Regions from separate parts of the Homo sapiens genome. Here region 1 is linked to region 2. A link is a loop called in an ENCODE intact Hi-C map of the cell type or tissue named here. Cell type or tissue: PC-3. All regions are shown on one strand. Links, peaks and the distances in the headings refer to the core of each region. The heading gives the core; the rest is flanking DNA.

Region 1 (8,339 bases), core at 279-8,278, 110 kb after region 2:
TCAGGTATTTCTTTTCTTTTTTCGAGACAGAGTCTCACTTTGTCACCCAGGCTAGAGTGCAGTGGTGCGATCTTGGCTCACTGCAACCTCTGCCTCCTGGGTTCAAGCAATTCTCCTGCCTCAGCCTCCCGAGTAGCTGGGATTACAGGTGTGCACCACCACGCCTGGCTAATTTTTGTATTTTTAGTAGAGATGGGGTTTTACCATGTTGGTCAGGCTGGTCTCAAACTCCTGACCTCGTGATCCGCCCACCTCGGCCTCCCAAAGTGCTGGGATTACAGGAGTGAGCCACCATGCCTGGCCTCACGTATTTCTTTACAGCAATGCAAGAGCACACTAATACAGAACACCTTTAAGGAACTCTTGTGAGGCTGGTCTAGTGGTAACAAATTCCCTTAGTGCTTGCTTGTCTGGAAAAAAATTTTATTTCTTCTTCATTTATGAAGCTTCATTTGACAGGACATGAAACTCTTGGTTGCAATTTCTTTTCTTTAAAAATGCTGAAAATAGCCCCCCCAACTCACTTTGCTTGTAAAGTTTCTGCTGATAAGTCTGCTGTTGGCCTGATAGGGCTCCTGTTGTACAAAATCTGACCTTTTTCTCTAGCTGCCTTTAAGATATTTTTCTTTAGCACCGACCTTGAACAGTTTGGTGACTATATGACTTAGTGATGTTCATTTTGTATAGTATCTCACAGGTGTTCTCAGGATTTCTTGTAACTGGATGTCTACCTCTCTAGCAAGCTTAGGGAAATTTTCTTTAATTCCTCAAATTTGTTTTCCAGGTTGCTTATTTTTTTCCTTCTCTCTCAGTAATGCCAATAATTTGTAGTTTTGGTCACTTTACATAATCCCATATTTCTCAAAGACTGTTTATTTTATTAAATTATTTTTTCTTCCTTTTTGTCTGACTGGGTTAATTCAAAAGACTGATCTTCAAGTTCTGAAATTCTTTCTTCTACTTGGTCCAAACCATTAATAAAACTTTGAATTGTATTTTTAAATTTCTTAAGTGAGTTTTTCAATTCCAGAACTGGTTGATTTCTTTTTAAGATATTTATCTCTTCCTTCATTCCCTGGATAGCTTTAGAAGCTTCTTTGTGCTGATTTTCAGTCTTGTCTTGGATCTCATTGAGCTTCCTTGCAATTCATGCTTTGAATTACTTATCTGTCATATCTGAGTTTCCATTTTGGTTAGGAACCATTTCTGGAAAGCTTGTGCAATCCTTTGGTGGTGTTACTACATTCAGATTTTTAATGGTGCCAGTAATCTTGTGCTGATTCTTTCTCAGCTGAAGATGCTAGCACTTCTAATTTTTGTAATTATTTTCATGTAGGTAGGATGTTTCTTTCTCTTTTCTTCCTCTATAATGTTACTGGGTTTTTTTTCCTTCTCTTTCCCTTTCCCCTGCTTCCTATGGGTATGACTACAGATTATTTTGGGTAAGATCTATTTGTTTTGCTTCTATCTTTGCTCTGCCTTTGGTTTTGTTTCTACCAGTTCTTCTGGTAGGTTTTGTATCAGGCTGTGCAGTTCAATCTACATGCCAGTAGATGATGCTTATAGGTAAGAGCCAGTTGCAGCCAATGTAGCTGGATACTTGATCCTTGTTTACTGGCAGAAGTTCTCTGTTGCCTCAGACAATGGGCTGATACATAGAATGCATAGTGGTCTGAGCTCCCTGCTCAGCCCCAAGGGCATGGGGCCAGACTGGTCAGGTCCACCTAAAGGTCCCCTGATACAGGCACAAGCACCAGCACTGACAGAGAATCCAATGGGTGGCTACCAAGCACCCAGAGGTATGCCTAGGCATGGAGCTCCTCAGTATCAAGTTCTCTGCACAGGAATGGGAAACCTCTTCAGCATCAACTTCTCTACACAGGAATGGGGGATGCCCTAAACTCCAAATCCAGAAGAGCTCTGCCTAGGTGTGTAGTATAGTGGGCTCCCCCTGAACCAAGATCTCTGCATAAAAGGGGTAGGGTGACTCGAACTGCTGAACCAGGCAAGCAGGTGTTCTGAATACCTGGAGATCTGTCTGGGCATGGAGCAGAGAGAGTCCCCCTATATGAGGATCTCTGCACGGGAAGGATGGAGCAGCTCGGGCTACTGACCCAAGTAAGCTTGTGCTCCAAATGCCTGCAGACCTGCCTGGGCTTAGAGCAGAGAGGGTCCCACTGTCCCACAGGAAGAGTTGCGTGGCTCAGGCTGCTGAACCAGATAAGCAGGTGCTCCAAATGCCTGGAGATCTGCCTAGGTGTAAAGCAGAAAGGGCCTCCCTACACCAGGATCTTTTTTATCCACCAGACACTGTCGCAGAGGTTGTTTGCCAGTGTTCTGCTCACCAGGATCTGGGTGTCCCTCACGATTCCAGTGGATTCCCATTTTCCTTTTGTTGTTGTTGTTGTTGTTGTTTTTTGTTTGTTTGTTTCTTTTTTGAGACAGAGTCTTGTTCTATCACCAGGCTGGAGTGCAATGGCCCGACCTTGGCTCACTGCAACCTCTGCCTCCCAAGTTCAAGCGATTCTCCTGCCTCAGCCTCCTGAGTAGCTGGGCCTACAGAGCTAATTTTTCTATTTTTAGTAGAGATGGGGTTTCACCATGTTGGCCAGGATGGTCTCGATCTCTTGACCTCGTGATCCACCCGCCTCAGCCTCCCAAAGTGCTAGATTACCAGGCGTGAGCCACTGCGCCCAGCCCCATTTTCCTTCTTGAAAAAAAGCTCATACAGTTTATCTTCATGCACTATCTAGCCATTTCCAAGTGGCTGAGGCATGCTACAAGCCTCTTATCTGCCATCTTAGAGAAACAATCTGCACTTTATAAATGGACAGGTAAATCTTTGTTGAGAGAGAAAAAATAAAGGAAACAGCTTGTAGAGTGACCCAAGTACAGTCCTGAAGCTGCTCTCAAGGAAAGTAAGAAAAATAGCAGCCCAAACCCTCCCCTTAGAAGGAAGGCTTTTCCCACAGAGTCTCGCCTTCTGGCTGGAAGTCATCTCTTTCTGGGTTTTGTTGTTGTTGTTGTTGTTGTTGTTGTTTATTTGAGACGGCGTCTCACTCTGTCACCCAGGCTGGAGTGCAGTGGCACCATCTCAGCTCACTGCAAGCTCCGCCTCCTGGGTTCACACCATTCTCCGGCCTCAGCCTCCCAAGTAGCTGGGACTACAGGCGCCCGCCACCACGCCTGGCTAATTTTTTGTATTTTTAGTAGAGCTGGGTTTCACCGTGTTAGCCAGGATGGTCTCGATCTCCTGACCTCAGGATCCACCCTCCTCAGCCTCCCAAAGTGCTGGGATTACAAGCATGAGCCACCGCACCCAGCTCTCTTTGTTTTTTTTTTTTAATGTTACCTTATAGTCACAGCATTTTATGCTTTAATGATAATTCACATTTAATTTTAGAAAACTTTTATTTTCTTAAAGATATAATCGTTTATTATATTTACATATTGAATGTTTTCAATGACAATAAATATAGGAAGGTCATCAACAAGACCCATAGAATTTAAACAATCACACATAAAATAATTGGTGTAGAAGTCAAAATTTTTTAAATGGTTAGCTCAGAAAATACAGAAAGCTCAAGACACATTACTAAAACATGAACTGACCTTAACAAAGAAAAACACTGCTTTGTTTCTATTATACTTCAAAAAAAAACAGTAATAAGAATTTAAAAAAAAAATCAGTTCTCTGTTGCATAGAAGGAGAAATATACCATTTTCTCTTTCTGTGAGGAAAAAGAGGAAAATCATATTTAAAACGAATGACATTCTGTACAGATGGGCATAAACAGCGCCCTCTGTCTCATGTACACACATCCTTTTCTTGTCACTCAGCTTTATTTCTGGCAATTCTTAAATCGGAGAAAAAAGTTACAATAAATCTGTAAGATCCATATTGTGTATAGAAGTAAGTGAAAAATAAGCTGTTCAAATTCCAATACCTACTGATCTCCTTCTGTGGCCAAAGTTTCTCTGACATCATTCTGCTGCTTGTTTATTCTTCCATGCTCTCCTATTGTTACAGAGGGCAACTAATTTTAAAAAGTATTTGACAGTATTAAGCAATAACTTTGTGCCGATTTTCTTTTTCACAGAACAGAATTAAATTTGAGTGCAGATGTGAGTAGATATAGAAGAGTGTATGATATTTTTGTGTGTGTGTTTTCTTTGTAGAGTCCAAAAGCCCTGTGGATTGTTAGTGAAGCTCAGGCAGAATAAAGCAAATAGAAGAACAAGGCAACTGAAGTCTAACGATATGGTGGATAAGAATCCGATTTTAAATCTTGACATTGCTTGAGAATGGGAATAATGTGTTACTTATTTTTCGCACTATGACTAACAATTATTAAACATCTAATATGTACCAAACACAGTTCTGGACATATTCCCATATCTTAACTCGTTTAATCTTGACAACAATCCTTCTGAGGTAGGTTTTATTACCCTTCATTTCAGATGAGGAAATAAACTCACAGACATTACTAATTTGGGTGACTCAGACAGACACAGTTTCCATTTTGTTCTTCCTTTCAGTTAACATATATTTCTTATGGACTTTCTGCTTGTTCCAGGCACTATGCTTGGCACAGCGTCTACCATTTCTCTTTCTACTAAACCATATAGCCGGTCTCTGACACCTAGCACAGTACCTAGGTCATATTAGGTTCTCAATGAAGATTCACTGAATTATTTGGTTAATTTACTTGTCTCTATAAAATAAACATTTACATAGAAATTTGGGTCCAGGTTTATATTATCTTAAAACATCTTGTAATTCAACACTGTTAAAACATGTATTTTAAAAATAGTTTTTCAAAAGAGAAAATATTTCATTGATTATAGACATCTAGGAAACCCAAGTCAGGTGGCAAATACCTGCACTGAAAACTAACAGAATCATGGAAAGGAAGCCTGACACAGCATGATGCACATTCTCTCAACTTTGTATGTAAATAAATCCTACATTCTTTAATTGTCTCAAGAATGCGTGATTTGAATACCTAATTCTATTACAAATATCACATGGGAATGGTCTTCCAATGTTGGTACATGTACTCAAGGCACAATGCATAGTGTTGACCAAAAAGCAAAAGCTTACCATGAAAAAAGGTAAGTAATGGATGGATTACTTTGTAGTCAGACATGGATAAGGTTGAATGTTAGCTCTGCCATTTACTAGCTACCTTATTTTGAGGGAAGTTATTTCACTTTTCTGAGGCTGTTTCTGTACTATAAAATACAGATAATTCTAACAGCATCTACTGTGCACTCAGAGATTATGGTGAGGACTAAATGACAGGATGTATGTGACCTGGGCACATACCCAGGTCAGAGTTAGGGCTCATTAACAGTTAGCTGTATATTGAAGTAGAAAAGTTAGGGAGGCTGGGAAATAAATTTTCTGGTAGGCATGAGGTGGAGCAGACTACATAATGATCACCTTCTTTTTACTGTCTAACCTTTAAAGCTCCTTAGTATGCAGGAAAATGCCTGCTCCTGAATGAGCTGATCTTCATACCAGCGTATTTATCTTTCCTAATTCAAAAACAGCCTCCTTAAAACACAAACATACTTTTTCATACTGTCATTCAAAATAGCTGCTTATGATATAACTTAATAGTAAAAATGGGAAAATTACTGATTTCTTTTTGTACAATTCTATGTACCTTCAACAAATTATGCCTTTTCATTTTCAAAGGATAATACCAATTCCTTCCAAAGGCATGATCAAACCTAAATAGTGGTTAATTTGAACATTTCTTTTAAGTCCCAGAAGAAGAAATTACGTTAACCACTTCTTCATATCTTAAGTGAAAAATGTGTAAGACAGTAACTGTCTTAAATAATTACATTTCTGCTTATTAGGTGTAATTAATATTTTATCCCCAAATTAAGCCAAAATAATTCCTTAGATATAAGATGCCTACACAACCAACAAATCAAGCTTTTAATTTCTGAGTTCTAGCCAAAAGGCCATATTGCCTAAGAAGAGCAGAAATAAATGTTTTTTTTTTTGTTGCCTTTTTAAAAACTTTGTAACCTACATATAAATAGAAGGAAACTCAGATTTCGAATACAGACTTCTGAGGGAAATCAAATGAATACAAAATTTATTGTATACTAAGCAGTAACTCTTGTTTATTCTATCACTTGGGACTGTATATTCTTTTTAAATTAGTATATCAATTGTTCTGAATATAATAATTCAATACAGTCATCTTCCTAAGGGTCCATTTTAAGCATCATTCAAAGCAAGTAGTAGTAAAAAGGAACAAAGCATAAGCCACAGCAGTGCTAAAAATATGGTAATTGATTAAAACAAAAACAATTAGCTGGGTGCAATGGCTCATACCTATAATCCCAGCATTTTGGGAAGCCAAGGTAGGAGGATGGCTTCAGCCCAGAAGTTCACGACCAGCCTGGGCAAGATGGTGAGACCCTGCATCTTAGAACTGATGAAAGACGGTAACTTTTCTATATTTTTTCAATATGATTTTATTCTCACACATCAACAACATTCTAAGATGTCTTACAAAGAATAGCTTTTGTAATCCCATGGCCTCTAATGCAATACAGTGCTTTATACACATTCTATGGGAATTGCAGGTACCATCTCCATAGCCTAAGAGTATGCAATCTGAACCAAATCCTTTTCTGTCCACATCTTGAAGTGCTTCTTAAATTCCTAAGATCTAACTAGTTACTTCTCTATTACCTGTTAGTGGCTCTGCTATAGAAGAAAAGGTGAAAGTAAATATCTACAAAGAAAGACAGTGGGGATAGTGACAACAATAATAACCACTATTTACTAAGTGCTATGTTCTAAACACTTTACATGGACTTTGTTACTTAATGTTTGCAATTCTATGATGCATACAGAATCAGTCTTATTACGAGATGAACAAATTTAGTTTCCAACTGATAATTGTGAAGAAATAAAAAACTACAGGAGAGTGATTTTTAAATCAAAGGTGCATATGAAGAGAAGCATGCTAATGAAATAATCCTGCTAGCTTTTCTTTTTTGATTTTGTAAAATATTAATTGCTCTTGCACTGTTCTTTATTGACAATGGATCAGACTGAAGCTTCTGGTCAGTGTATCTTTATTATTTTTCGAGACAGGGTCTTTCTCTGTTGACCAGGCTGGAGTACCAGGGTGTGAGCATAGCTCACTGTAACCTCAAACACCTGGGCTCAAGTGATCCCACCTCAGCCTCCCAAGTAGCTAGGATGTGGGAGTATGCCAACATACCCAGCTAATTTTTGTATTTTTTTTTTTTGTAATAGACAGGGTCTCACTTTCTTGTCCATGCTTGTCTTGAACTCCTGACCTCAAGCAAACCTCCCTCCTTGGCCTCTCAAAGTGCTAGGATTATAGGCATGAGCCACTATATCCAGTTCTGCTTCGTTTTTTTTGTTGTTGTTGTTTGTTTGTCTTAAGAAAAAATTCTCATTTTGTGAAGTGTGAGCCAGGAGAAAGAGACAAGAGGCTGACTCCAGAAAAACTGCAGTCTTCATTCTTAAAAAGCACATCTTTCAGGGATGATAGCTATTGGGATATTCACATGTCAGCAGCTCTCAGTATAAACAAAACAACAATAAAAAGTCAGAAAATCAGCAAGAGGAATAAACATGTCAGAAATATTGTGGGATCCAGTGACCATCACATGTCTTAATAATGAGCTCATCATCCAGCCTGTATGAGCCTTCTCCTGTGAGAGCATCTTTTTGAACCAACGGATCAACAGAAAATACTCCCGCAGTGCTTGCTTTTTAAAGTAGGATTATATGAAAGTAACTGAGAATTACTCCCATCTCCTTATATTGACAATCTTCCAGTTAATGAGAAGATGGATTTTCTCCTCAAGCTATTGGGTTTGAGAATCTTCTGTTCTGTGTTAGCTAATCTCTCATGAATGTTTTTAACACTGAAGGTCCTTGTATTTGCTATTACAAAAAAGCAGGTGCAACTGAGTTCCTTCCTTAGAATTTTGAGCTCGCAATCATTTGTTCAAGATCCCACTAATCTTTTTAGTTCTTGTTTGCTGAACACCTGATTTTAAAAGGGAACCCCACAAATCCCCTTTAACCACTCTTCCATTTGAGTCCATCCTTCATAGTCATCTACTAAACATTTTGTTTACAATGTATCAAAGGTTATGATTCCTAGGAAGTTTGGCTTTCTTTTTTTGTAAAAAACAGGGAAAGAACTCTATTGGGAATGTCATGCCCTGTCCATCCATCCCATCTTTTTTTAATCGGGCAACTTTATATTCATCCTACCAGGACCAACTCTAATGTCCAAACTGCGTGACAGAATTAACAGTTCCTT
Region 2 (8,339 bases), core at 278-8,277:
CCCAGCACTTTGGGAGGTCGAGGCGGGTGGATCACGAGGTCAGGAGTTCAAGACCAGCCTGGCCAAGATGGTGAAACCCTGTCTCTACTAAAAATCCAAAAATTAGCCAGGCGCGGTGGCGGGCACCTGTAATCCCAGCTACTCAGAAGGCTGAGTCAGGAGAATTGCTTGAATTCAGGGGACAGAGGTTGCAGTGAGCCAAGACCGTGCCACTGCACTCCAGCCTGGGTAACAGAGTAAGACTCTGTCTCAAAAAAAAAAAAAAAAATTCCTTGAGGGGAAAAAATAGCCCCACAGCCCCCTACTTTCAATATCATTTTGTCCTTCTACAAGCAGGATAGATGGACTTCCTGTTAGATAATGAATCTAACTCCCTTTTTTTTTGATATGGTACAAAAAGTATGGGGTTCATGGCCAAGGTGTTTAAAATCCTGGCTCTGCTACTTAGTGCAATGAACCAAGTAACTTTAATTTCTTTGACCTTCAGTTTTCCCATCTGTGAAATGAGGATAACAAACCTATGTTGAAAGACTACTGGAACAAAGAAAAAATAAAAAACTCTTTGAAAAGGACCTAGCCTATAGTGTCACATTCAGCATCTACTCAATAAATATTTGTCGATCCTTCCTCCACAGTCCTCACTCCACCAGCAGACAGATTCAAACATCACTTGATTAGATGAGCAAATAATTTTCTTTAACTACCCAAGTATCTTTAAGGCCCGTTTCAACCCCAGAAGTAGATTCAATACCATACAGAGGTATTTTCAGAGCCTAGCTGTGCATTCCCAAGGATTCAGGCGTATGTAGGCCTGTCTGGCATTCTACTAGGCCTGCTTTCCAGTGACCTTCCTGTGGCAGGAGCCGAGATCTTCTGGAGAAAGTAATGGGAAGAAGCAAATGCTTACAGACTTGGTCAAAAGAAAATGGAGAAATAGAAGAAGGAAATTTCAAGTGGACAACTCCAACCCCTGAGTCAGAGGTCAGCACTGTGGGATGTGGGGGCCAAAACAACAATAAATGAAAAACTACTTCACTGAGAACGCTGTTTCTGGGAGCTCAAGGAGGAACTACTTCCTCTGGAGTCTGTGAAACAAAACAAGCTCCCTGGAAGTGAAGGGTTCAGCCCAGTGGCTGCTGGAGCAGAAAACAAACATGAAAGTGCCTGGGTGACAAAATAAGAGAGGCTCCCGGCAGGCAGCCCACATCCAGAGGAGAGAAAAGGCAGCCTGGGACACCTGGCGTCTGGAGAGCAGGGATGACGATGTAGAGAAGTGGAGGGAAGAGAGTGTTTGTTAACACATCCTGGGGACAAGGGTGTAGTCCACAGATCAGCCACAAGGACACTCAGAACTGACTTGGAGGAGCTTGTCATTGGCTATGTGAAGACCGAGCATGGAAGTACCATGTTGTTGCTATTTTCATCCTGAGCAATTATAAGTTGGTAAAGCAAGAGTTATGTGCCTTGAAACTAATGCCACCTCAGTCTAGCTGCTCACTCAGAGCAAGTGCAGAGGAAGGCAAGGGAACCAATATTCTCCATACACTTGCTATGTTTTACGCACTGAGTGAAGATTTTTCTCATTTAATTGCATGTAATTTCATTCTAAAGAGCAGACAAACAATTTCATTCGATTAGATATACTTCCTCAATAAAGGCTTTTGAATGAAAGCAAATTTCATTTTGCTGATCAGGCTACACTACGTGAGTGTGTCCTTATAGAAATAAATTAACCTGGAATTAACATTACGTATTTTTGTTGTTGTTTTCAAAGACAGAGTCTCATCCTGTCACCCAGATTTAACCTTTCTCAGCCACATCTGCAAAATGGGGATGGTAAAAATAGGTAATGATAGGAGCTATTTCACACTGTTTTGAGGACTGTGTTACTACACAGTAAGGTGCCTGGCACAAAGTAAGCACTCAATAAATGTTAGCAATTTTTATGTTTTATAACACTAGGCTGCTAAGCTTTGATGGAGGAAATCATGCAACAAATTCTGGGGAGTGTTTCCTCAACATATCTGATGTCCAATTTTCTCTTGTAGCTGCATGGGGCCCAGAACCGTATCACATGGTGCAGAAGTTCTCTCAAATTTCCAACTGTCTACTCAAGCACCAAGCCTCTGCGTGTGTGCGTCTCCCTCAGATGATCTTGCTTCCAAATTCACAAAGAAAACAGAAGCCACAGCCCTGCTACCAACTTCCTACCCAACCCCCATAAACAGCATTATCCTTCTCCTTTAAACTCTCCCCACTTTTGAGAGGAACAGTCCTCCTACACAGACCATCCATTCTCCTGTGTTCCACATCCTCTCTGTCTCCTACAGTCATAACCTGGACTTCCTTATCTTCAGTCTCATTTACTTCCCACTCATCACTTCCCCTCAGCCTAAAACCCTGCTGGAGATAGGGAAGGAGGGAGGGAGGGAGGGAGAGGGGGAGGGAGGGAGGGAAATATATTTTATTTATATTTTGATTGGCCGATTGCTTTTCAGGGTTTCACTCTGTCACCCAGGCTGGAGTGCAGTGGTATGATCATAGCTCACTACAGCCTTGAACTCCTGGGTTCAACAAATCCTCTTGCCTTAGCCTCCCCAGAAGCTGCGCCACCATGCCTGGCTAATTACTTTTTTGTTTTGTTTTGTTTGTTTTTTAATACAGACAGGGTATCAATATGTTTCCCAAGCTGGTCTCAAACTCCTAGCCTCAAGCAATCCTCCTGCCTTGGCCTCCCAAAGCCTGGGATTACAAGTGTGAGCCACCACTCCTGGCCTAAGTCTTCTATTTTAAACAATCCCACCTTTAACCTCATTCACCTCTAGCTACAACACTTTATTTATCCCTTAATAGCCAGGTTGCTAGAAAAAAAACCCTTTATACTTGCTATCATCTCCATTTCCCCAAATTTCCAACCTCTCATAATATGTACTGTGACATCATTAGGCACTAAATCTACCCTTGCTTTGGGTGGGTTCTAATGACCTCTTAAATGCAAAGTGCAGAAGACTTTAATCCTTTCTGCTTACTGCCCCATACATGAGTCACTCCCTCTTCTACATTACTGTGGCCTCATTACACTGCAAGTTTACTAAAGGCAATCCATCAATCAATCTGGCATAGCTTTGGCTATATCCACTCATGTGGTATTGCACGCAGCCTACATTCACTGAACGAATCAATGGAAATAATAAGGGCCTTAAAGGCTCCGATGGCTTCATTGTGCCATCCGCTCTGCTTCTATCGCTACTAACTATGGAAAAAGTTAACATTTCTCTTACTAAGTGAATGATACCTTTGGCAAAGTAAGATATAAAAGGTGTAATGTTCTAGCTGATCCTGCTCCATACAGCTCCAGGTAAGTAATCTGCCCCAGTGAGAGATCTGTTTATACCGGCAAAGTGCTTCAGGGCTTAAGTCTTCAGAATTTGACCCCCGCTCACGGCACAGAAGGATGCCCAGGACACACTATAAAGCTATTAGAAATTGAAACCAATAGCCCTCCTAGTTTCTTTTAATAGACTTTCAGATGCAGTGTTTTCTGCTTTCCTTTAAAAACAGTAGAATAGTAATTAACATTTAGTAATTTTCAAAGCAGTTGTGCAGGAAGATTTCCTGAACTATGAAAGCCCACAAATTTGGCAACAAGAAGTATCACAACAGAGAAACAGCTCTTGGTTTATTGTTCATTGTTCCCCACACTTAGTTAATGTGTTACAATGACAATGTATGAAATACATGAAGTTACCATCAAAACAAACAATGTTTTTTTTTTGTTTTGTTTTTTGTTTTTTGTTTTTTTTTTGAGATGGAGTCTCACTCTGTCGCCCAGGCTGGAGTGCACTGGTGCAATTTTGGCTCACTCTAAGCTCCGCCTCCCGGGTTCATGTGATTCTCCTGCCTCAGCTTCATAAGAAGCTGGGACTACAGGCGCCTACCACCACGCCTGGCTAATTTTTTGTATTTTTAGTAGAGACAGGGTTTCACCGTGTTAGCCAGGATGGTCTCGAGCTCCTGACCTTGTGATCTGCCCGCCTCGGCCTCCCAAAGTGCTGGGATTACAGGCATGAGCCACCGTGCCTGGCCCAAAACAAACAGTATATTAAACAAGAAAAATGAATTTATGAATTAGCTTTCTTCCCTCCCAAACTCCCTTACTCTACACAAGTCATTCCTGATGGAGAGATTGAAATAAAATGAGAAATTTAATAATGAATAATAGTAATACTATTACTAATAATTCCAGCAATTATACTGGTATTACTTTAAAAAGAAAAAAATATTGCTTAATCTTTAGCTTTTGCTCCACAGCAAATTCCAATTCTTTCAGGACACAGCCAAGAGAAAGCAGATAATGTTCGTCCCTTATTTCCATACGTTTCTTGTTTCAAAATGGCAACCCAAAAGGAATACTCCACTGATTGTTTGTAGATATGCTGATTAAAGAAAAATATAAAATTTCAAGCCCATCAACCAGTGCTGCTCTATAATAATCAAAAACTACCTTTACAATAAAAGGTTATCAAACCAAACAGTCTGATCATCACATAATTTCTCATGAAAGCTGAAAAGGAAATACAATCATTCACTTATTGGTTCATCTTTCACCAAACACTTATTGTACTAAATGCTGGCAATACAGAAGTGAAGATCTGCTTCATGCCCTAAAGATGCTCATAGTTAGCACCAAGAACTACACATCTCGCCAGGTACAGGGGCTCGTGCCTGTAATCCCGGCACTTTGGGAGGCCGAGGCAGGTGGATCACTTGAGGTCAGGAGTTCGAGACCAGCCTGGCCAATATGGGAAAATCCCATCTCTACTAAAAATAAAAAATAAAAAAAAATAGCCTAGTGTGGTGGCACGCACCTGTAGTCCTGGCTACTCAGAGGCTGAGGCAGGAGAATCGCTTGAATCTCAGAGGCTGAGGTTGCAATGAGCCAAGATTGTGCCACTGTACTCCAGCCTGGGTGACAGAGCGAGACTATGTCTTCAAAAAAAAAAAAATATATCGACCTCTAAGAATCACATTTATCTTGAGCTACAGAGTTCGAAGGACAGAATTTTTTTTTTTCAATTAATGTTAAGGTCTGGAAGTTTGACTTTGGCTCTTAACCTTTGGCTCACATACCTAATTTGGTTACTATGTGTTTACTACATGCAAAAAGACTTCCTTGGGCCTATGAATCATTTCTAGTAAATGGAGCTAATAATAACTTTCCATCAGAAAGCTCTTTGTCCCATTTTTGTATCAGAAATGGGCAAGAAAAAAGTGAAACAAAATAAAACAACAACGTGAAGATTTTTTTAAATCCTGCCCCTGGGATGTTGATGAGGGCAGAGACAAGCAATTTACCTGCACACAAAATTAAGTTTTTTAAATAATTTAGATTCTAAAGAAAGGAACTTTTAGAATGACATCTGCTAATACTCTAAAGCTTATAACTCTGAGTTATTGGGAAGGTAAGAACATATTTTCCCCATAAAAATAAGTTCTATATCATGGTTATGATCCAAGGTGAACTCACAGAAACCTACTTTCTTTGGTTCCTTCAATAAACATTAAAAGCCTGTTATTTGTGAGGCACTATGCCAACCATTAGGGATATAAAACCAAATAGGACTCAGTCTCTGCCCACAGGAGCTTAAGAGTCTAGTGGAGGAAACTAAATTAACATTTGCAAGAAATGCTGTGTTTCCTAAAATATCTACAAGGTGTTTTGGGGAGCAAAGAAAACGGGCACCTTAATCAGACTACGAAAGGGAGAGTCACAGAATGCTTTCCCTTAAGAGGTCATATTTGAGCTGAATTTGAAGGCTGATGAGGAATTACCTACACTAAAAAGGAAATCACAGGTAAAAAGGTCGAACAAACCGTATTTAGTGATTTGCTGAATCATGGAGGTGGGTGACACAAAGGACCCTAGAATGACTCAGGTGTCTGGTTTGGATAAACAATCCAACGTAGGCACCATTCACAAAGAAAGGGATGCTAGGAGGTACGAGGGCAAAGATGAAAAGGTCATACGCAGACCGCAAAGCTTAAACCTTCGCCTCACATCTGTTTGGAACAGCAGTAGCTTTTTACTTAGCGCTTACATCACCAAAGCCAATGAGTAGCGAAGTCTGGGACGAGGACAAGAGCTGCCCTTGGCATCACTGCCTGTCACCTGTCCCTTCGGGGCGCCCCCTGCCTCCACTGCTTGGCCTCTGTTTGTAGCTTGTGTTTTGGCCTTGCCAGCAAGTGTCCTTCAGGGAGGTCTGGCTACTCACAGTTTATAGATGAGAACACTGAGGCAGAGCGATAATTAACTCGACAAGAGAAAACAACCAGCAAATGGCCCTCTTGTCCCAGAGCCCACGTTCTTCACCAGAACACTGCCTAGTTTAAGAAACAGCAGCAATTCTGTTTCTTATAAACTCATGAGCTTCCCAAAGACAGGCTCTCATCCGGTCAGGCATCATGGGTGGATCATCAAGCAAACAGATGCCAACAGACATTCCCTCCCAAGTTATTCCTTTTAATCCTGTCCTTTGTCAGATGCAAAAGGCCTAATTCAATACTGGAATTCCTCTATATCCATTATCAGGTCACCTGGATAGCCTGTCCTAAAAGAATGAAGTCCCTCCTTGCCACAACAATAAGCTTTGTCTTTTTTCCCCCCCATAGGTCAGCTTCCTTCTTTTATATTCTGCTACAATCTGTTGTTGTGGTTAATTACACAAGAGACTAGCATGGGTGTGTCAATCCCTAGTGGAACTGCGTTGAGAATCTGCAAACCAGACCATATATTATGGGGCTTCCAAATTTTCAAGTGCCACAGAATCGCAAGCTTCTGATCACTGCATTAAGGATCTAGACCTGTGGTTCAGATGAGAGATGAGCTTCATAAAGAAGTATGTTGCCAGTGAGACCCCACTAGGTTGAAGATTGCAGGAAGCTGAGATGCTTAAATTATTCTAATTAATGGGCTTATTCCCCACTGGTTATGCACAGCAGATTGAATGGACAGTTGCAGGTGCAAACTGAGAGGTAAACAGACCTTTAAATAAGTAAAGAGCCAGGGAGCACTAGCTGGGGAAGCACAGGTTTCAGAATGAATTATTAAAGCCTGCACTGATCCACAGTCGAGGGTATGACTGATTTCTAAGTGAAGACATCTTATCCTGAATGCTGCTACTTTAAGGTAAAAATAGACTCATTCTTCCCCTGACTCTCTTTCTCCATCATTGGTGCAAAATGAAACAGCTCCGTTGGTTTGTAATTGATGTATCTGACACTAAAATTTCATTCTATGTACTTCCATCCTCTGAAATGCACAGTAAGGGAAGAAGATCATCTTGACAGGTAAAATAGTAGGTTTTGACACAAAGTCATTGAGATATATGTGATGGAGAATTTTCTACTGAGACAAAATGCAGTTCTATTTGAAAGTTTACTACACATTTCAACTTTCACTTTGAAGAAACACTTTCAGATAAATAAATAAATACGCAATGATTAAAAGAGGAAATTGGCTTTGTTTTTTTGAGAACTACCCCGTAGAGTAAAGCATACCTTTTTATATTTACTCTTTTTTATAAAACTATTGATTGAAAAATATGAAAAGGTAGAAGGTGCTTAGAATTCCTAGCACATAATACGTGCTCAATTTATTGATGTGAATTATATTTACACATAAATATACAGACAAACCAGAATATATAAATATAAAGGGATATAATCACTCCAACACCATGAATTCCACCTTAATTTTCCTCTCCTTGACAAACTACTGATTAAATGTAAAAAGTTGCTCTTTAATCTAGATAACACGTTTTGTATGCATTTAAGAAACATTTACTGAGCACCTGCTTTACATCAGCATAGTTCTCAGTACAGATAGAGCAATGAACAAGATACACCAGGTCCTTATTCCAATGGAGCTTAATTCTACCCAGCGTGAGATATGCAGTACCGAGAAGTAAATAAATGAGAAGATATTTTCAGATAATGTTCATGATGTGGCGACAATAAAACAGAATACACCACGAGCGTGTGGAAGAAGAGCTACTTTAGAGGGAATGACCAAGGAAGGCATCTTTGAGGCAGTCACATTCAATGGAGTCCTGAAGAATGAGAGCGCCAACCATTAAAAAAGGTTTTTCTAAAGTGCTGGGGGGAAAGCACGTGTAATAGCCGGAGTTAAATTCACTGCTTTCAACAGAATACCAAATAAAATGATTTACCCACAGAAAGGGTCCCTTTTCTCACTGGATTCCCACAATGCCATTAGGGAGCCAAGCTCCTTATACCTTTTTCTTTGCCCCTCCTGGTGTGTAGCTCACCGGGGGCTGCTC

The links. A loop is a pair of places that touch in the nucleus more often than their neighbours do. Peaks named below come from ENCODE experiments on the same cell type or tissue, not always from the same donor. Only the 100,000 strongest peaks of a DNase experiment are listed, where the experiment ranks them.
Region 1: it touches region 2 in a loop (2.5-fold over the local background); 1 of 110 quality-filtered maps calls a loop at or near these places.

Annotation. Positions count from the first base shown.
Region 1 is chr1:246,258,032-246,266,370 of GRCh38, forward strand. The region is part of intron 5 of SMYD3 (SET and MYND domain containing 3); the gene reads right to left. Among named protein-coding and RNA genes, the nearest start is that of SMYD3-IT1, 60 kb to the right of the region's middle. In PC-3, for the core only: a CTCF peak has its summit at 3,808; no DNase peak of the experiment used is centred there; H3K4me3 peaks cover 485 bases; H3K27ac peaks cover 1,468 bases.
Region 2 is chr1:246,150,995-246,159,333 of GRCh38, forward strand. The region is part of intron 5 of SMYD3 (SET and MYND domain containing 3); the gene reads right to left. Among named protein-coding and RNA genes, the nearest start is that of SMYD3-AS1, 47 kb to the left of the region's middle. RefSeq lists a cis regulatory region at 2,256-2,347. In PC-3, for the core only: no CTCF peak of the experiment used is centred there; a DNase peak (open chromatin) is centred at 5,187; H3K4me3 peaks cover 688 bases; H3K27ac peaks cover 1,638 bases.